Linked DNA regions of Homo sapiens: region 1 is linked to region 2. A link is a loop called in an ENCODE intact Hi-C map of the cell type or tissue named here. Cell type or tissue: natural killer cell. All regions are shown on one strand. Links, peaks and the distances in the headings refer to the core of each region. The heading gives the core; the rest is flanking DNA.

What was found. Hi-C counts contacts between places; a loop is a spot of excess contacts. Peaks named below come from ENCODE experiments on the same cell type or tissue, not always from the same donor. Only the 100,000 strongest peaks of a DNase experiment are listed, where the experiment ranks them.
Region 1: a loop joins it to region 2, with 2.1 times the contacts of the local background. A loop is called at or near these places in 14 of 110 quality-filtered maps.

The regions. Positions count from the first base shown.
Region 1 is chr1:8,108,394-8,119,007 of GRCh38, forward strand. The region is part of intron 2 of ERRFI1-DT (ERRFI1 divergent transcript); the gene reads left to right. Among named protein-coding and RNA genes, the nearest start is that of ERRFI1-DT, 87 kb to the left of the region's middle. RefSeq lists an enhancer at 7,201-7,701. In natural killer cell, for the core only: no CTCF peak of the experiment used is centred there; a DNase peak (open chromatin) is centred at 5,038; H3K27ac peaks cover 1,836 bases.
Region 2 is chr1:8,212,328-8,222,941 of GRCh38, forward strand. LINC01714 (long intergenic non-protein coding RNA 1714) reads left to right here. Exons shown (of 4, transcript NR_125998.1): 3 at 2,298-2,351; 4 at 2,752-2,883. Among named protein-coding and RNA genes, the nearest start is that of LINC01714, 9.0 kb to the left of the region's middle. RefSeq lists enhancers at 1-164, 4,538-5,039. In natural killer cell, for the core only: no CTCF peak of the experiment used is centred there; a DNase peak (open chromatin) is centred at 5,234; H3K4me3 peaks cover 638 bases; H3K27ac peaks cover 1,851 bases; H3K27me3 peaks cover 339 bases.

The sequences.
Region 1 (10,614 bases), core at 974-8,973, 100 kb before region 2:
CTGTGATTGTGCCACTGCAATCCAACCTGGGCAACTGAGCAAGACCCTGTTTCTAAAAAAAATAACAAAGAAATTGAAACAGACAATAAAATCTCTCCTCAAGGAACTATCGAGCCCAGGTATTTCTACAGGTAAGTTTACCAACTGTTCAAAGAAGTAATAATCTCAGTATCGCACACTCTTCCAAGTCACAGGAATGAAGAAAAGACTCCCTAATGAATTGAGACCCAAATCAATTTGTATAAGCACAAAACTAAAAAAGCAGGCAAGAATGGTACAAGAAAGGAGAATTCCTGATCAATTTCACTCACGAACATAGCTGTAAAAATCCTAAGCAACATATTTGCCAGCAGAATCAAGGAAGGTGCAGGCCCACCCTGTTTTATTGTGGTTCACTCTCTTGCACTTCACTGATGCTATACTTTCTACAAATTAAAGTTTTGTGGCAACCCTGCGTTGAGCATGTCTCTTGGTACCATTTTCCAACGGGGTGTGCTCACTTCATGTCTCTGTGTCACACTTTGCTAATTCTCACACTACTTCAAACTTTTTAATATGTATTGTATCTGTTATGGTGATCTGTGATCAATGGTCCTTGATGTTGCTGTTGTGATTGTTTTGGGGCATCATGAACTGTGCCCACATAAGACCGCAAACTTGATCGGTAAATGTTCTGACTGCTCCACTGATCGGCCATCCCTCCCGTCTCTTTCCCTCTCCTTGGGCCCCCTATTCCCTGAGACACAAGAATATTGAAATTATGCCAATTAATAACCCTACAATGAATTCTAAGTGTTCAAGTGATAGGAAGAGTTGCATATCTCTATGTTGGTGCAAAGGTAGTTGCCGGTTTTGCTATTACTTTCAATGGCAAAACCCGCAATTACCTTTGCACCAAACCAACCTAATATTTTAGATCAAGTGCTGAAAGTGATTATGCTTAGTGAGGAATGCATATTGAAAGCTGAGACAGGTCAAAAGCTGAGTCTCTTCTGCCAAACAGTTAGCCAAACTGTGAGTGCAAAGGAAAGTCTCCTGAAGGAAATTCCAAGTGCCGCTCCAGTGAACACATGAATGATAAGAAAGCAAAACAGCCTTATTGCTGATATGGAGAAAGTTCTAGTGGTCTGGATAGAAGATCAAACCAGGCACAACACTCCCTTAAACCGATGCCTAATCCAGAGCAGGGCCCTAACTCTTTTTTTTTTCTTTTGAGAGAGAGGCTTGCTCTGTCGCCCAAGCTGGAGTGCAGTGGTGTGATCTCGGCTCACTGCAACCTCTGCCTTCCGGGTTCACACGATTCTCCTCTCTCAGCCTCCCGAGTAGCTGGGATTACAGGGGCGCCCCACCACACCCAGCTAATTTTTGTATTTTTAGTAGAGATGGGGTTTCACCATGTTGGCCAGGCTGGTCTCGAATCCCTGACCTCAGGTGATCCACCCACCTCGGCTTCCCAAAGGGCTGGGATTACAGGCGTGAGCCACCATGCCCGGCCTAACTCTTTTCAATCCTGTGAAGTCTGAGAGAGATGAGAAAGCTGCAGAGGAAACATTCGAAGCCAGCAGAGGCTGGTTCATGAGGTCTAAGGAATGAAGCCATCTCCATAGCATAAAAGCCAAAGGTGAGGCAGCAAGTGCTGATGGGGAAGCTGCCGCAGGTTATCCAGAAGATCCAGCTAAGATCCTTGATAAAGGTGGCTCCACTGAACAACAGATTTTCAGTGTAGATGAAACAGCCTTCTATCGGAAGACGATGTCATCCAGGATTTTCATAGACAGAGAGGAGAAGTCGATACCTGGCTTCAAAGCTTCAAAGGACAGGCCAACTCTTGTTAGGAGCGAATACAGCTGTTGACTTTAGATTGAAGTCTGTGCTCCTTGGCCATTCCAAAAATCCCATGGCCCTTAAGCCTTAAGCTAAATCTACTCTGCCTGTGCTTTATAAATGAAACAACAAAGCTTGGATGACAACACATCTGTTTACAGCATGGCTTACCAAATATTTTAAGCTCACTGTTGAGACCTACTATTCAGGAGAAAAAGATTCCTTTCACAATATTACTGCTCATTGACAATGTACCTGGTTACTCAAGAGCTCTGCTGGAGATGTACAAGGAAATGAATGCTGTTTTCATGCTTGCTAACACAACATTCATTCTGCAGCCCATGGATACAGTAATTTTGACTTTCAAATCTTATTACGTAAGAAATTCGTTTTGTAAGGCTATGGCTGCACATAGATAGTGATTCCTCTGATGGATCTGGGCAAAGTAAATTGAAAACCTTCTGGAAAATATTTACCATTCTAGATGCCATTAAAAATGTTTGTGATTCATGGGAGGAGGTCAAAATATCCACATTAACAGGAGTTTGAAAGAAGTGGATTCCAACCCTTGGAATGACTTTGAGGCATTCAAGGCTTCAGTGGAGGAAGTAACTGCAGATGTGGTGGAAATAGCAAGAGAACTCGAATTAGAAGCGGAGCCTGAAGATGTGGCTGAACTGCTACAATCTCATGATCAAACTTGAATGATGAAGAGTTGCTTCTTGTGGATGAGCAAAGAAAGTGGTTTCTTGAGATGGAATTTACTTCTGGTGAAGATACTGTGAATACTGTTGAAATGACAACAGAGGATTTAGAATATTATTTAAACTTAGCTGATAAAACAGCAGCAGGTTTGAAAGGATTGACTCCAATTTTGAAAGAAGTTCTGTGGGTAAAATGCTATCATATAGCATCACACACTACGAAGAAATCTTTCGTGAAAGGAAGAGTCCTAATCAATGCAAAAAACTTCATTGTCATTTTGAGAAATTGCCACAGCCATGCCAACCTTCAGCAACCACCATGGTGATCAGCCAGCAGCCATCAACATAGAGGCAAGACCCTCTGCCAACAAAAAGATTGTGACTCACTGAAGGCTCAGATGACTGTTAGTGTTTTTTAGCAATAAATTATTATTATTATTATTTGAGATGGAGTCTCACTCTATCGCCCAGGCTGGAGTGCAGTGGCATGATCTTGGCTCACTGCACCTTCTGCCTCCCGGATTCAAGCAATCCTCCTGCTTCAACCTCCCAAGTAGCTGGGACTACAGGCTTGAGTACCACACTCGGCTAATTTTTGTATTTTTAGTAGAGATGGAATTTCACCATGTTGGCCAGGCTGGTCTTGAACTCCTGACCTCAGGTGATCCACCCGCCTCGGCATCCCAAAGTGCTGGGATTACAGGTGTGAGCCACCATGCCTGGCCTTATTTTTAATTAAGGTATGTACATTTTTTAGACATAATGCTATTGCACACTTATAGACTACAGTATAGTTTAAATAAAACTTTTATATACACTGAGAAACCAAAAAACTAGTGTGACTCACTTTAATATTTGCTTTATTGAGGTGGTCTGGAATGCAACCCAAAATATCTCCATAGTATGCCTATATGAGAAAGATAAAGTTTATTCCAGGAAAATCGATTGTAATCTGTACCAGTAGTCGATTAAAGGAGAAAAACCATGTGATTGTCTTAATCAATGTAGAAAAGCAAATTATAAAATTTAACATTCATCCATAATTTAAAAAACTTAATCGACTATAAGTAGAAGAGAATATCCTTCACGTAATGAAGACCATTTTTAAAAACAAACAAAACTACAGCAAACCTCAAACTTTATGGTAAAACGTTAAAAACATTCTCTCTCGGCCAGGCACAGTGGCTCACGCCTGTAATGCCAGCACTCTGTGAGGCCGAGGTGGGCAGATCACGAGGTCAGGAGATCAAGACCCAACCTGGCTAACATGGTGAAACCCCGTCTCTACTAAAAATACAAAAAATTAGCCAGGCGTGGTGGCGGGTTCCTGTAGTCCCAGCTACTCGGGAGGCTGAGGCAGGAGAATGGCGTCAACCCGGGAGGCGGAGCTTGCAGTGAGATCGTGCCACTGCACTCCAACCTGGGTGACAGAGTGAGACTCTGTCTGAAAAAACAAAAACAAAACAAAAAAAACAAACATTCTCTTGAAAATGAGGAAAAACTCCAAGACATCAAGTCTTGTCAGTTTGAGTTCACATAGTAATGGAGATGCTTGTCAGATCAGCAAGACAAGGAAGAAAATTACAGAATTGGAAAGAAATAAAACAGAAATCATTCAGAGATGTATTTGATTGACTTCTTAGAAAATCCTAAGGAATATACAGACGGATTAATAAAGTGTTTTAGCTAAGTTACTGCATACAAAATCAAAATGCAAAGATCAATTACATTTCTATAATATCATCACACTAACAACACTGAAAAATAGATAATAAAAATGATGCCAGCAGACGTGATGGCATCATTACAAGCTCACTCCTGTAATCCCAGCACTTTGGGAGGCCGAGGTGGGAGGATTGCTTGAGCCCAGGAGTTCAAGACCAGCCTGGGCAACATAGTGAGATCCCATCTCTACAAATAATAATACTAAAAATTAGCCAGGCTTGATGGCACATGCCTGTGCTCCCAGCTACTTGGGAGGCTGTGGTCGGAGGATCGCTTGAGCCCAGGTGGTAGAGGCTGCAGTGAGTTGTGATCACACCACTGCACTCCAGGCTGGGCGACAGAGCGAGACCCTGTCTCCAAAACAACAACAACAAACGATGCCATTTGCAATAGTACTTAGGAATAAACACATCAGAAACGAGCGAGACCTTCATGGAAAACATTATGCAATACGCTTGCCAGACATAAAGACCTAAATACATGGAGAATTAGATCATGTTTTTGAAGACATAACCTCCAAAATACATCAATTCTCCTCCCGCTAAGCTACAGATTCAATGTCATTCCAATCAAAATCCCAAGAATTGTTTCTGTTTTGTTTTGAATTTAGCAAACCGAATTTTTAATGTGCCGGTTATAATATAGTTATATACAAGAGGATTCCATTATGTAAAAGGAAAATATACACACTCACCGTATGCATAATTAATTGCTCTAGAAAAAGATCTGCGTGGAGGGAGTATTCGTTTCCTGTTGCTCTGTAACAAAACAGCACTGACTGAGCTGTGAAAACAACACCCATTCATGAGCTCACAGTTGTGTGGGTCAGAGGCCTGTCCTGGTGTGGCTGGATTTTCTTCTCAGGATATCATAAGCCTCAGGACATCAAGGTATTGACCAGGTTGAGTTCTTGTCTCAAGGCTGTAGAGGAAAATGCACTTTTTTTGTTTTTTTTTAATCTTCAATTTATTTTAAGTTCAGGGGTACATGTGCAGGATGTGCAGGTTTGTTCCATAGGGCAATGTGTGCCATGGTGGTTTTGCACAGATCATCCCATCACCTAGTTATTAAGCCCAGGATCCATTAGCTATTCTTCCTGACGCTCCCCCTCCCCCTATCCCCGCAGGGCCCCGTGTGTGTTGTTCCCCTCCATGTGCCCATGTATTCTCAGCATTCAGCTCCCACTTATAAGTGAGAACATGTGGTGTTTTGTTTTCTGTTCCTGCGTTCGTTTGCTGAGGAAAATCCACTTCTGGGCTCATTCTTGTTGGCAAAATTCAGTCCTTTGTATTACAAGACTGAGGTCCCCTTTCCTTGCTGCCTGTCAGCTGGGGACTGTTCTCAGCACCCAGAAGCCGCCCACATCCCTACCACGCGGCCCGTTCAGGCCAGCAGGGGTGCACAGAATCCTCCCGTGCCGCCCCGACTGCCTGTTCTGTGACCATCTGGAGAAAACTGTCTGCCTTGAAAGGGCTCATGTCACTAGGTCAGGCCCACTGAGTATTTTCTCTATTTTCATGTCAACTGATTTGGGACCTTAATTACATTGCAGCTCCTTTTCACAGCAGTACCTAGATTCACGTTTGGTTGGATAACTGGAAGACGGTATGTGTATATCAGGGGCCTGGAAATTTGGTGGGGCGGGTTACATCTTAGATTTCTGCCAAGCACACTGAGATTACAGTTGTGTGTGTGTGTATTTTAAGATGACTCTACACTGACTTTTGGGGGGAAATATTTAAAAAATAATTTAAAAATTGAATAAGTTACCAAATAAAAAGCGCATGTAGCCGGGCACGGTGGCTCACGCCTGTGATCCTAGCACTTTGGGAGGCCGAGATGGGTGGATCACCTGAGGTCAGGGGTTTGAGACCAGCCTGGCCAATATGGCAAAACGCTGTCTCTTCTAAAAATACAGGCATTGGCCAGGCATGGTGGCACATGCCTGTGATCCCAGCTACTCAGGAGGCTGAGGCAGGAGAATCGCTTGAACCTAGGAGTTGGAGGTTGCAGTGAGCCCAGATGAGATCATGCTACTGCACTCCAGCCTGGGCAACACAGCGAGACTCTTGTCTCCAAAAAAAAAAAAAAAAAAGAGCACATATAGACCACAGAGTATTTTTAGGGCAGTGAAGACACTCTGTATGATACTATAATCAGTGGATTTATGTCAATATGCATTTGTCCAAATTCATAGAACATATAACACCAAGAATGAAACTAATGTGAACTGTGGACTTTACTTAATAGTGCTGATTGGCTCAGCAATTGTAACGAACATGCCACACTCATGCAAAGTGTTAATAACAGGGGAACTGAGTTGGGGCATATGGGAATTCTGTACTTTTGGCTCTGCTTTTCCTGTACACCTAAAACTATTAAAAAAATAATAAAGTCTACTAGTTAATTAAAAAATCAAGGCTGGGTGCAGTGGCTCACACCTGTAGTCCCAGCACCTTGGGAGACCAAGGCAGGTAGATTGTGTGAGCCCAGGGCAGCACAGCAAGACCCCATCTCTATAAAAAATTTAAACATTAGCTGGGCATGGTGGTGAGCCCTTGTAATTTCAGCTACTCAAGAGGCGAAGGCGCAAAGATAGCTTGAGCCTAGGAGTTTGAGGCTGCAATGAGCTATGCACACGCCGCTGCACTCCAGCCTGGGCAACAGAGTGAGACCCTGCCTCAAAAAAAAAAAAAAATTCAAACAGCACAGAACTAGTATATGATGTGAACATCTTAGGCCATTATTGGGCACCGAAGAGGCTTTGGGTTGCATTTCTTCACTCATCAGCATGGGTAAATCATTGCAGAGCTTGAGTGTGGACACCACCAGGGGAAACAAGGTTGGGAGTAGCAAGGAATATGGGAAACAGAGACAGTGAATGGGACCTGATAGTGAATAGAGCCGGCTCAGCCGGCCTCCCGGCCTGACAGTGAATAGGCTGGCTCAGTTGGCCTCTGGGCCTGACACAGTCTATGTGTCTTAATTTTTTTCAGTAGCCCCAGTGTTCAGAGCTTGCTGGCTGTGATGTCACACTTTCCTTGATGATGGGATTGCAGTCATCCTCGCGCCTACCTGCCTGGCTGCAGGAAGCTCTATTCACTTCTAGGCTGTTCTCCCCAGGGCCACTTCCTTGTCTGCAAATCCATGTGAGCCAGCCCTTGTGCTCTGATTCCAGACTTCACCTCCTGGATTCCTGCAGGCTACCTCTGCTGCTTCCCAGACCTTTCCCTCCCATCCCTCTCGGGGTGAGCTCTGACCAGGCAGTAACTTTCAGCAGGACACCGCTGCACGCTTTGGAATCACAGAAGGCAATGACACCACAGAATGTAACACTGGATGCCAGACGCGCCTGCCTGTGAGTCCCAAGGCCTGAGTCTCTTTGGAGAGTCGGTTCCCCACTGGTGCCTCTGTGCATGCCATGGCCGGCCACATGTGGGACGATACAGATGACACGTGTGTCACACCAAGGCAGGATCAGAAGAATGTTTGAGATTTCAGAAAAAAAATTCAAGAAGTCATTATGGGAAGACCAGAACTTTGAGGGGTCAGAGTTGTTGGCGCTTAACCTCTTAAATTTTAGTTTACGATATTAAAAACTTAGAGGGCGGGTGAAGTGGCTCATGCCTATAATCCCACACTTTGGGAGGCTGAGGCAGGCGGATCACTTGAGGCCAGGATTTCAAGACCAGCCTGGCCAACATGGCGAAACCCCGTCTCTACTAAAAATACAAAAAATTCGCCAGGCGTGGTGGCGCACATCTGTAGTCTCAGGAGGTGAGGCACGAGAATCACCTGTGGGAGGCAGAGGTTGCAGTGAGCCAAGATCGCGCCACTGCACTCCAGCCTGGGTGCCAGAGTCAAGATTCTGTCTCAAAAAACAAAAACTTAGAGATTCCTTGTTTCTCTTTTAAAAAGTCAGATGGTGTCGTGACAGTGTGCATTGGCACCAGGTGTCTGGCGCTGGGCAGGGCTGTCTTTTCGGGCAGATGTGCTCTTTTGAGCTCACCAAGGCCCCTCCACGCCCCACAACCTGGATGATGACACCATCTCATTTTTTAGGCTTCATATTAAGGGCATTGGGTGTTCCCAATTAGCAGGTTGCGCTGGTGGCCAAAAGTATTTCTCAATCACGTAGAGTTTTTCTGGGACCTTCCTTGTTCATGGCTGAGTAAAAACAGGCCCTACCATCTAATCATTTAGACTCTCCTTTTGTGCCCTTTCTGCCCCAGGGTCTTGGAATGTGAAATTCCTTGAACAGCCATAAAAACCATAAAGTTGAAACTTTTCAATATCAATAGAACAATCAGAAAGGTGCCTTTTCTGGGTCTGTTTTAGAGTTGACTCAAAAACACAAATTCTAATCCCGCAGAGAACTGCTTGTGTTGAAATATTTACAGAAGGTCAGGGGTTTCTCCTCCCGCCTGGAGCAGAGAAGTGAAGCTGTGGGCCGTGGTTGAGCGAGGCTGGCCTCTCAAGCCTTGTTTATTCTGGAAATAACTTTGGAAAATGCCTCATATGGTTCCCCAGAGGCCTGGAGGTGGGCCTGTACAGTTCACGACAAACGAAAACAAACCATTCCTCTGCAATGTTTAGCAGAATTTATTAAAAAGATCTTTTTTAGAACTTCTAGACAGAGCTGATGGACTAGAAATGAACTTGCAAGTGTGAGGAAGTCACTCCACGGAGTGACACACACGCAAAATAAATAAATAAATAAATAAATAAATAAATATATAGTTCACCCAACTTTGTAACTGATTTAGATGGTGGAAATTTTGTAAAGTCCACCGCAGCACAGCAGTTTGAAAGAGACACTTGTTTGTTTTCATCAATCCCCAGAATGAAATCATTCCCCGAGGACCGGGTTAGCTGCTTCCTTCCCGGCATGGCCCTGCCTCTTTAAACTCATTCCCGGGGGGGACGAGACTGTTGCCTGATGCAGCAGGGGCAGCCAGCAGAAGCACTCCTGGCTGCTGGATGAAGAAACCTTTACATCCCAGGATCCCCCTCTGAGATCAATGAACAGATGGGTTTTCACAACAAGCTCTGTCTCAAGGCAAGCCTTATGTACGTTACCGACCGTGGCCGTGATGTCCAGCCTGCAGCATCTTTTTTTTTTTTTTTTTTTTTTTTCTGAGACGGAGTCTTGCTCTGTCACCCAGGCTGGAGTGCAGTGGCGCGATCTCGGCTCACTGCAACCTCCACCTGCCGGGTTCAAGCGATTCTCCAACCTCAGCCTCCTGAGTAGCTGGGACTACAGGCACCCGCCACCATGCCCGGCTAATTTTTTGAATTTTTAGTAGAGACAGGTTTGCACCATGTTGGCCAGGATGGTCTTGATCTCCTGACCTTGTGATCCACCTGCCTCAGCCTCCCAAAGTGCTGGGATTACAGGCATGAGCCACCCGCCTGGCTGCATCTTTTGCATTCCTAGACACCTGACTCATGGAGCATTTATGAGGGCCTGGTTGCCTCTGAGGGTCTCATGCTTTTTGTCAGCCTCTCTCTCTGCCATTACTCTGATAAATCTCCCCCCTCTGCCGCTCTGTTCTCCTGAAGGGACCAGTTCTAGGACCTGGTGTAGGGTCTGTGGGACCCAAAGTTCACCAATGAGTTCTTCCTTGAGATTTTTTAAGCAGGACCTCGGAGAGAAAATCCACGTTCCTCCACACTCTTGGAATTTTTAGGGCGTGGGCCTGGCGGCTGTTGATAGACAGGGCTCCTGCGGAGGAAAGCCTCTAAGAAGCCTCAAACCCCAGCAGTCCAGCTGAGACCATTGTGTTGTCCCAGTGTGTGACAGTGAGGGGACACTCAGGACACACAGAGTCGTGGTGGAGCGAAGCTTCTGGGCCCGCACCCTCCTCATGTGAACACTATGTCTGCCTTTCCTGCAGTGTGCTCACCTGGGCCTGCACGGAGCTCTTCTCGCCTAAGCTGGTTTGAATTCAGTTGGCATCACTTACAATGAAAAGGGTCTTAAAGATAAATATGCACATCAGTGAAATGCTCCTTTATGGTCTAAAAAAGAAGGTCAAACTTTCATGTTGATAAGAATTATTTGAAATTTGAGGCCGGGTGCGGTGGCTCACAGCTGTAATCTCAGCACTTTGGGAGGCCGAGGCGGGTGGCTCACCTGAAGTCAGGAGTTCAAGACCAGCCTTGCCAACCTGGGGAAACCCCATCTCCACTAAAAAATATAAAAATTAGCCGGGCATGGTGGCACATGCCTGTAATCCCAGCTACTCAGGAGGCTGAGGCAGGAGAATCGCTTGAACCCAGGTGCTGGAGGTTGTGGTGAGCCAAGATTGCGTCACTGCACTCCAGCTTGGGCAACAGAGCGAGCCTCTGTCTCAAAAAA
Region 2 (10,614 bases), core at 886-8,885:
TGGTTAGTCTCCTGCCTTTCCACAGATAAGAACCACGTATATGTGTTCTATGCGCATCTCATAATCACAAAAAAGAGGCATGTGACATTCAATATAGGTGTGTTTCCTAACACATGTGTCAGAGGCGTCTATGGCTACGTCAGTTCTAGTGATGGGCATTGCAGTTTTTAAAATTCCTTGTCCTTGTCATCTTGGAATAAGTCACAGGAAAGGTAAATGATCTGTGTAAACCCTTTGGCCTGTGGATCAACTTTTATACATCTAAACCTGGGAAAAAATGTTATTTATTAGCAAGAGAGTGAACAAACATTTCAAGCTTGCAGAGGGAAGCTGGGGGTGCAGAGAGGATGCAAAAGTGAACAGAACGGGCATCTGTTCTCAAGAGGCTGCAGGGTCATGGTGGAGACAGAGCCCTGTGGAGCAGGATGCGTGGGCAGTGGACAGTGCACCAAGTGTTTGCTCAGGGGAGCGGGACCCAGAGGGGACCTGGAAATACAAGCTCCAGGAGGGATGTCTGAGCCCGGCGGGGGCTGCTGGGATAATAAGAAACAGTCTCCGTGCAGGTGGTGGGCACTCACAAAGAGGGATGGGAAAGTGCTGAGCACAGCTCCATCTCAGGCTGGAAACGGACTCTGCATCCAGAGCCACGGGGCCTGTGGAAGCCATGCTGGGGCTGGGACACCTCTAGGTGTTCAATGGTAGGGGGACTGTAGCCATCTAAGTCTTGAGCAGAGAGTGACCTGCTGCAGATATGCCTTGGGAAAGTCATCCTGGTGACACACTGAAATTTGTCCTGGGAAAGATTGAAGGTGGGGACATGTTAGGAGGCCATGTCAGTGCTGCAAACAGGGCTGCAATGACAGCCAGGGCTAGAGCAAGCGAGATGGGGATCACACAGCAGTGGTGCAATCGCAGTTGTGTGTGTGGAGCACTGACCCTCTGATTGCACGGTGCTGCACACTTACGCGAGCCGTCTCATTTCGCCATCAGAACCGCAGCCCTACGTGGCAGGTCAGCTATCACTCCATCTTACAGATGAAGAAACTGAGGCTCAGGGAACAGAGATAGCTGTTCACTGTCACACACTGTGTAAGCAACAGGGCCAGGACAAAAAGGGAGGTCTGTCTGATTCCATTCTCTCCCTTTAGAGTGAAATAACAGAACTGCTTGAAACCCAGTTAACTGTGGAGGGAGAGGGAGGTATTCTGGTGGCTTCTGTCGGGAGGCCTCAGAGAACAGATGACGTGACTAAGATGGGGGCAGGCAGGTGGGGGAGGAGGAACTTGTAGCTAGGCTGAGTGGGACCAGGTGAAAATCTGACACCAACAAAACACCACTGGTGGTACTGATGGTCTAGGATTGGAGCTATAGACCCGAGGTTCCTATAAAAGACTGAGGCTAGGAGTGTCCCTTTGCTACAAAAGGAAGATGTTTGTACGTATTGCTGGAGTAAGAAAGCAAGGCGCAAACAACGTCATAGAAGAGTGCCCTGAGAGTTCGTCACATTCCAGGCACTGGCTAAATGCCATGCATCTTGTGACAGCCTTTGACGTGGTGCTACCGTCATCTTCAGTTTATAGATGAGAAAACGGACACTCAGAAACATTAAGTAACTTGTCCAAGGCCATGGGGTTAGTAAGAGGTGAATCTGGGACTCGAGTTGAAGTCAAACTTCCAAGTGCATCTGCAGACACAAAATATGGGAAGAATTCACCTAATTGAGGGTTACAAAACTGTTTGCTGGGACTGTAGTCTCCTCACATTACCTTTATTTTATTTTCTTTTCTTTTATTTTTTAAGACGGAATCTCACTCTGTTGTCCAGGCTGGAGTGCAGTGGTGCCATCTCGGCTCACTGCTACCTCCACCTCCCAGGTTCAAGCAATTCTCCTGCCTTAGCCTCCCGAGGAGCTGGGATTACAGGCACACGCCACCACGCCAGGCTAATTTTTATATTTTTAGTAGAGACGGGGTTTCACCATGTTGGCCAGGCTGGTCTTGAACTCCTGACCTCAGGTGATCCACCCACCTCGGTCTCCCAAAGTGCTGAGATTACAGGCTTGAGCCACCACACCCGCCCACATTCCCTTTACATATCTGTATTCTCTAAACTGTCTACACTTAATATACAATATTTTTGTAATAGGGAAAAAATGTTTTAGGAAAGCAAAAAGGTGGAAGTGTAAACCGGTAGACACGGTAGACATTTTGGAAGACAATTTGCCAACATCCATCAAAAGTTGAAAAATTGGCCTATTCCTTGACATAGAAATTCTTTGACACAGAAATTTGTCCTAGGTGTTGAACAGGACACTGAAGGACAAGGAGGAACTTATCCATGGAGGGGGTAGGGTGAGTGCATGCAAATTCCAGAAAAAGGGAACTGCATTGTCTGCAAAAGCCTGATGGCAGGGCAGTCCATGACTGATTCCAGCCCAGTTTCTCTGCAGACTCTCCCGCTTGTCAATTATACAGACAACTGGGGCACCCTCACCCCTACCCCAACACCACCACTCAGACCTCCGGAATCAGAGTCCACAGAGGTGGGGTCAAGGAATCTGAATTTTTATTTTATCTATCCAGTGCCTTGGGTTATTCCCATGACCAGTAAGTTTGGGAAACACTGGCTGCTGCAGGAGGCATCGGGAACTGCTCTGGGAAAGCTGGGTGGAGCTGAAAGGAAATGGTCTTGGATCCCATGTGGAATTTAAATTTAATACCCAAGGCTGTTGCTTCTTTTCTTTCTTTCTAGGGGAGATGTCACAAATTCTGCACCAGAATCTCACAAATCACAAAGAACTTACTCATGTAACGAAACACCACCTGTTTCCCAGTAACTATGGAAATAAAAAAAAATTAATAATAAAAAATTTAAAAAATAAAATTTTGATGAAGGGATAACCCTTTTCCCGGAAAGACTCCCCCTCCCCTGACACTTGAACACATTTTCAGAGACCCAAGAATCAGCTCTCTGGAACCCAGTGGAAGGACCTCAGGACAGTGATTTAAACTGAGAGGGGCCTGATCATATCAGAAAGCCAACTAATCCCATGACAGTGCAGAGACCAGGCAGGTGGGGGACCGGCTAACGGTGCCTGAGAACCAAGTGAGGTTGGGAACTGAAGCAGGGGCCTTTGGGGCAATGGAGGGGGTGGGTGAGGTCAGGAAGGAGGAGAGCGCACATGGGACTCATGTGGGGGTGCAGGATTGAAAGGTGAGGGAGGCTTCCTCTTGGAGAGCCCCTGGGCAGGGCCAGGGGTGTTGGGGGTACAGGGACAATGTACCTGGACCATTTCCAGTTTACAACGAGTAGAACTGTGAGGAATTCAAGCAGACCTTCCTGGAAAGCCATGGAAATTCAGGTAGAAAGGGAAAGGGGCCGAGGCTGAAGATCTGATACTGCGTGAGCGTGGATGACGGCTGATTTTTTCTGGGGATCCCCGGCCTGCTCCAGGGAGGGGCTGTAAAACAACACAGAAAACAAGACCTGGAAGAATCCACCTCGCAGGGGCAGGCAGAGAGGAGCCCATGGAAGGGGAGAATCGGGGGAGATAGAGCAACAGAGACAGAGAGACAGAGACACAGACCGAGACAGGGGGACAGAGACCCAGAGACCAAGGGGCAGAAAGGCCATTGGGTTGGGCAGCTCAGAAGTCACTGGGGGTCCTTAAAAGTCTTTTTCTTTTGCTAACTGTGCCATGAATGTCCTTGTCCTCAGTAAAGACATGACCAAGTATTTAGAGATAGGAGACATGACCTCTGCAATTTACTTGCATAAATGGTTTAGAAAAAAATCCTTATCTATTTGGAGACAGTGATAAAGCCAGTGTGGCAAAATGCACCCCCGTGGAGAAACTAGGCCCAGGGTTTGTAGGAGTTCTTGGTCATATTCTTGCAATGTCTTTAAGTAAGTTTGAAATTATATAAACACAAAAATTCCTTTGCTTTAAAAAGAATACTTGGAGGATTTTGATGATGGTGGGTTAGCCAGCTTGGACAAAGCTTAGAGAGCAGTTTGACAGTGAAGGGAAGGAAAAGGAGGCAGTGATCCTTTTTTTTTTTCTTTCTTTCTTTCTTTCTTTTTTTTTTTTTTTTTTTTTTTGAGACTCCCAGGCTGGAGTGTAGTGGCTTTATCTCGGCTCACTGCAACCTCTGCCTCTCGGGTTCAAGCAACTCTCCTGTCTCAGCCTCCTGAGTAGCAGGGATCACAGGCGTGCACCACCACGCTTGGCTAATTTTTGTATTTTTGGTAGAGACGGGGTTTCACCACGTTGGCCAGGCTGGTCTGGAACGCATGACCTTGTGATCCGCTCGCCTTGGCTTCCCAAAGTGCTGGGATTATAGGCCTGAGCCACCGCGCCCAGCCTTTTCCTCTTTTTTTCTTTTTTCTTTTTATTTTTGAGACAGGGTCTTGCTCTGTCGCCTAGGCTGGAGTGCAGTGTCACAATCACAGCACGCTGCAGCCTCAACCTCCCGGGCTTAAGCAAGGACAGTCAGTGACTGATTCTAGCCCAGTTTCTCCATTAGATTCTTCTGCTTGTCAGTTGTACAGATTCCTGGGGCGCCCTCACCCCTACCCCAACACCACCACTCAGACCTTCGGAATCAGAGTCCGCAGGAATCTGAATTTTTATCCAGTGCCTTGGGTCATTCCTGTGACTCGTATGGGGAACAGGGAGGAGGAGAAGGTGCTCGTGCTCAGGCACACTTCAGGGCTGAAACAACTTTCCCAGAGATGAGGGCGAGGGGAGGGGACCGGAGAGCAGAGGGAGGCGAGGGAGCAGAAGGAGGAGCCCCCAGGTGGGAGGACGGGGGTCTGCCCAGCTCGGCCGGGGAGTGCAGTAGGGGGGCGTCCTCCCGACTAAGGGCAAAGGAGGTGACGGCGGGGACGCCCGCCCCGTGACGAGGAGGGCTCGGCCGAGCCGTCCCGGGGCGACAGGAAGCGGCCGCCCTTTGAAGGCCCAGCGGCGGCGCTGGGTCAGCCAGGCCAGCTTGTGGGGGAGCGGCCGCCCGCGCACGGCTGGGGCCGGGGCCAGGGCCGGAGGGCGCCGCAGGAAGGGGCCGGGGCCGGGGCGGCTTCTCTCCCCGCAGCCGGCGCCTCCACGCGGCGGTCAAGCTCGCGCGTGGGCTTTAGCAGTTTCGGGCGTGCACGTGCGCGGAGGCTCCTGCCTCTGCGGAGCTCGCGCCCTCAAGAGACTTCCAGGAGGGTTTGGAGCCCGGGTTTCTCTTTCCCCCAGCCCCGGAACCCGAGTCTGCTCCAAGTGCGCATCTGCGCGGCGGCCGACGGGGACGCAGCCCGGTGTCCCCGGCAGGACCCCGGAGCAACGTCTCCTGGAGCCTGTGCAGAAGCTGGGCTTGGCGAGGGAGGGGGTGCTTCCGGGGACACCCGCGCAGGGAAAAGGAGGATGCTAGTGACCCATCCTTTCTCGCCGTGCGCTTTAATTTCAACAAACCCTCCATTCCCCTTGTGTTCCCTTCTCCAGCTGCAAAATTAAAAGTATCCAGGGCCGGGAGCGATGGCTCCAGCCTGTAATCCCAGCACTTTGGGAAGCCGAGGCAGGAGGATCACTTGAGCCCAGTGGGTTGAGGCTGCAGTAAGCCATGATCATGCCATTGAACCCCAGCCTGGGTGACAGTGAGCCCCTGTCTCAAAATAAAATGGGAGACCTGGGGAAAGCGGATGTGGCTCAGGCCAGGGACTAGGGTGAGGCTGTGGGTGCAAAATTAAAGGAGGGGTGTCAAAAAAAAACTATTCAACATAAATAATATTTTAGTGCAGTGTTTTTAAAAATACAAATTAATGCAAACAAGTCATCATGAGCAAGAGATTTGTTTAAACCTAGATAAAGACAGGATCAGGTTATTTACTTTTTTACTTATTTATTTTTGAGACAGAGTCTCACTCTGTCGCCCAGGCTGGAGCACAGGAGTTGATAAATACCAGGCGCCCAACAAGCTCCGCTCCCGACTTCATGCAGGCCTTCCTGGGCCCCACAGGTAGCCTGGGGAGGACCGTGGCTGGTGGATGCTTTTCCATGATGGAGAGGCTTTTGCTTAGGAAATAGGTTTATCCTCAGAGTATGACTCGGACACCAGTTGCCTTGTCTTTGGAGGGAGAGGGAAGACCCACTCGGCTTGCCTCTGGGACTGGACCGGAGGCTGAGAGCCCAATCTTTGGGGTGGAGCCACATTTGGGGCTGCCACGACCTGGGGATGTAAAGGGAGTTAGACCACAAGGATTTGCATGCTTCACATGAAATGTGGCCCAGCCCCCGTCGGGGGAGCCCACCCAACTTCCATAAAGGAGGAAGGTACAGATCACTCCTGCAGCCTCCCTGTCCCCTGAGCCCCTGTCTAGCCATGTTCCTACAGTCATTTTCAAGAAAGACACCTGGATTTATGGAAAACAGAACTTTGGAATCCTCGAGCACGGTCATCTGCTCCTAGGTGGTCATTTCCATCTGTGGTCAGAGCTACCACATGAGACTTTTGAGGAAAATGATGACTTGGTTATTGCGTCACTCTGAAGGTCAGACACCCACATCCTCTTAAATTTGTGCTTCTCTTCGGAGCTCCATAGGGTGACATGAAACCCTGTTTGGCAGAGACAGCATGTGCCATAGAGGAGTTTCATAACATGCCCTGAGGGACCTGCTTCCTCTCCTTCCACCCTGACATCTGATGGAATATGCTCTCAGCTGAGGGAAAGCCCTTTATTTTTATTTTTTGAGACAGGGTCTCACTCTGTTGTATAGGCTAGACTGCAGTGACACAATCTTGGCTCACTGCAGCCTCGACCTGCTGGGCTCAAGCGGTCTTCCCACCTCAGCCTCCAAGTAGCTGGGACTACAGGTGTGAACCATTATGCCTGGCTGGAAAGCTACTTTAGAAATGTTTTTTTTTAAAAAAAAAAACAAAAACAAACAAACACACACACACACACACACACGCAAAGTGGGACATAAAGAAATAGGTTTCAAGGCTGGACACAGTGGCTCATGCCTGTAATCCCAGCACTTTGGGAGGCCAAGGCAAGTGGATCACTCGAGGCCAGGAGTTCCAGACCAGCCTGGACAACATAGTGAGACCCTGTCTCTCTCTGTCTCTCTCTATGTATCTATAGACATAGATATACATATACAGATAAATAGATGTAGATATAGACAGATGTATCTATAGATATAGATGGGTATATCTATATAATCCCATCTTTATATATATAATAAAATTAAAAAAGAAATGGGTTTCAAAGCTGCCCCAAGCTGGCCACCTCCCATGTATTAATTGTGATGACTTACAGAAATTTCCCAGCATTGCCCAGCAAGGGTGTGGACTTACAGTCCCGGTAGGCAAGTCTGGCAAAAACTCTGGACTTGGAAGTGAACGTGCCTTGGCCTGGGAAGTGTTTAAGGAGAATCTTTGGGGTTCTCCACAACGCTGAAGGAAGCCCAATCTGGTTCTTTCACATTTGCCCAGAACAGCTGGATGTTCCATGATCTCTCATGAGTCAGAGCCTATTGAATTTATTTTACATTTATTTTGAAAAACCTCAGATTTGGCCAGGCATGGTGGCTCACGCCTTTAATCCCAGCACTTTGGGAGGCTGAGGCGGGTGATCACCTGAGGTCAGAAGTTTGAGACCAGCCTGGCCAAAATGGCTAAAGCCTGTCTCTACTAAAATTACAAAAATTTGCTGGACATGGTGGCACGCACCTGTAATCCCAGCTACTAGGGAGGCTGAGGCAGGAGAATCGCTTGAACTGGGAGGCGGATGTTGCAGTGAGCCGAGATCGTACCACTGCAGATCTCAAGCAGAGCAAGACTTCATCTAAAAAAAAAGGAAGGAAGGAAGGAAAGAGAGAGAGAAAGAATTTAAGAAAGAAAGAAAGAAAAGAAAAGAAACTCGGATTTGGCTGAAGCCATCTCTCATTCAGCTCTAGATTGTAAAACTCCATTTGCCCAGCAGATGAGTTTAAAAGAAAGGAACAGAATATAATGCTCTTTTGTTTAATTTTGCTTTTACTCTTTCCAGCAAACCCGTCTGTGGGTGGAAGTGGATGGATCACAGACCTATAGTGTGAGGCTGAGATTCTGCAGCATTGGGTGACTCGCCGGGGCCCTGCGACCACACAAGCAAGCAGGAGGTGCTCTGTGCCTGTTTTGTTTTCAGGTAGATGGGTGGACGTGGCATCAGGAGGACCTGCAAAGGGCAGAAGAAACATTACAAGAAAGTTGAGGCTGGGTGCAGTGGCTCACGCCTGTAATCCCAGCACTTTGGGAGGTTGAGGCGAGAGGATCATTTGAGCCCAGGAGCTCGAGATCAGCCTGGGAAACATAGTGAGACCCTGTCTCTACGAAAAATAAAAAAATTAGCTGGGTGTGTTAGTGCATGTCTGCAGTTCCAGCTACTCAGGAGGCTGAGGCAGGAGGATTGCTTGAGCTCAGGAGTTTGAGGCTGCAGTGAACCATGAATGCACTACTGCACTCTGGCCTGGGCAACAGAGCCAGACCCTGTCTCAAAAAAAAAAAAAAAAAAAAAAAGCTGTAGCAGAAAATACTGACCACCTAAATTGGCCTGCCCTGGGGGCCAGGAGAGCTCCTGTCAAGATCACCCTCAGCCTAGACGCCACCGATACAGCCTCTGCCCTGCAATCCACTCACTGCTGGCCAGTGGCGAACCTCACGTATTTCATTTTCTTGTCTTAATTTCCACCCCATGGGAAGAGAGTGGTGGCTTCAGTCAGCTGGACTCTTGCTGAAACCTTTCCCACTGTACTGAGCACTGGGTCATTATCTAAGACAGTGACCCCTCCTAAATAGCGTAGGTGAAACAGCCAGCCAAAATCAGATTTGAGCTTCAGGTTATTTATGTATTTATTTATTTGTTTATTTATTTAGAGACAGGGTCTCACTCTGTCGCCCAGGCTGCAGTGCAGTGGTGCATTCTCAGCTCACTGCAGCCTCGAACTCCCGGGCTCAAGTGATCCTCCTGTCAGCCTCCTAAGTGGCTGGAGCTACAGGTGCACGTAACCATGCCCAGCTGATTTTTTAATTTTTTGGAGAGACAGGGTCTCACTCTATTTCCCAGGCTGGGGGAAGCCATCCTCCTGCCTTCACCTCCCAGAGTGCTAGGATCACAGGCATGAGTCCCACGCCCAGCCTTGAAGCAGACATTTTCCAATAAGCATCACTCATTGTGTTCCTAGACATGAATGAGGGTCAGTCTTAGCATCTGCTAAAATCGATGAACACCTGGATGGCAGAAGGTGGCCAGGTCTGGACTTCATATTCTCTGCCCAAAGCTGCGCTCCTTTGCCTCGTGTGTTTTGCATAGTTCAAGAGGAGGAGGTGGCCCAGGCATTAGTGCCAAAACAATCTGGGGAGAGCTGGGGCTGAGTTCCTGTGACAGAGATGGCTGAGCAGAGGCATGGAGGTGGGAGGAGGAAAAAGCTCCTAAAGGCCAGGGAGCCCCATCCCCTCCATTCACGCTATTCTAGGACCAAGCTTTTTAGGAAACCTAGAAACAGATAATCTTTTTTTTTTCTTCAGACAGAGTCTGGCTCTGTCGCCCAGGCTGGAGTGCAGTGGCACAATCTCAGCTCACTGCAGCCTCTGCCTCCTGGTTCAAGTGATCCTTGTGCCTCAGCCTCCCGAGTAGCTAGGACTACAGGTGCACGCCACTGGGCCTGGCTAATTTTTGTATTTTTAGTAGAGACGGGGTTTCACCATGTTGGCCATCCTGATCTCAAACTCCTGGCCTCAAGTGATCTGCCCGCCTCAGCCTCCCAAAGTGCTGGGATTACAGGTGTGAGCCACGGCACTCTACTAGAAATAAGAAAGTCTTTCATTTTTTTTTTTTTTTTTTTTGAGACGGAGTTTCACTCTTGTTACCTAGGCTGAAGTACAATGGCACAATCTCGGCTCACCACAACCTGTGCCTTCCGGGTTCAAGTGATTCTCCTATTCTCCTGCGTCAGCCTCCTGAGTAGCTGGGATTACAGGCGTGCACCACCATGCCTGGCTAATTTTGTATTTTTAGTAGAGACAGGGTTTCTCCACGTTGGTCAGGCTGGTCTTGATCTCCCGACCTCAGGTGATCCACCCGCCTCAGCCGCTCAGAGTGCTAGGATTACAGGCATGAGCCACTGTGCCCGGTCAAAAGTCTTTCTCTTAAATGATTTGCCCACTTCTGGATAATGACAGTCACATCAACCATAATTTATTTCAACCTCACTAGTTGGACGTATGTAATAATTTGTACATTCATGTTGTAAAAAAGTTTCACCAAGCAAGAACAATGAGAGGGAAAACATTTAATTTATATAAGAGAAAAACATGTTTTTCATGATTTTAGAAGCCCTCATTTGTATATCAGTAATTTAATATTGATTTAAATGATCCTTCTTTGTTTCCTAAATAAATCTGCCAGAGTCTCTAGGGGGCAAGAGCCTATTTTCTTCTAGTATGGGTTTCTATCTAGTTTTAAGGGTACTATAACTCAGGGGTCCCCAACCCCCCTGGGCCATGGACTGGTCTGTGGCCTGTTAGGGACCAGGCCGCACAGCAGGAGATGAGCAGGTGGTGGCGGGTGGTGGGGGGGGGGCGGGGATTGAGT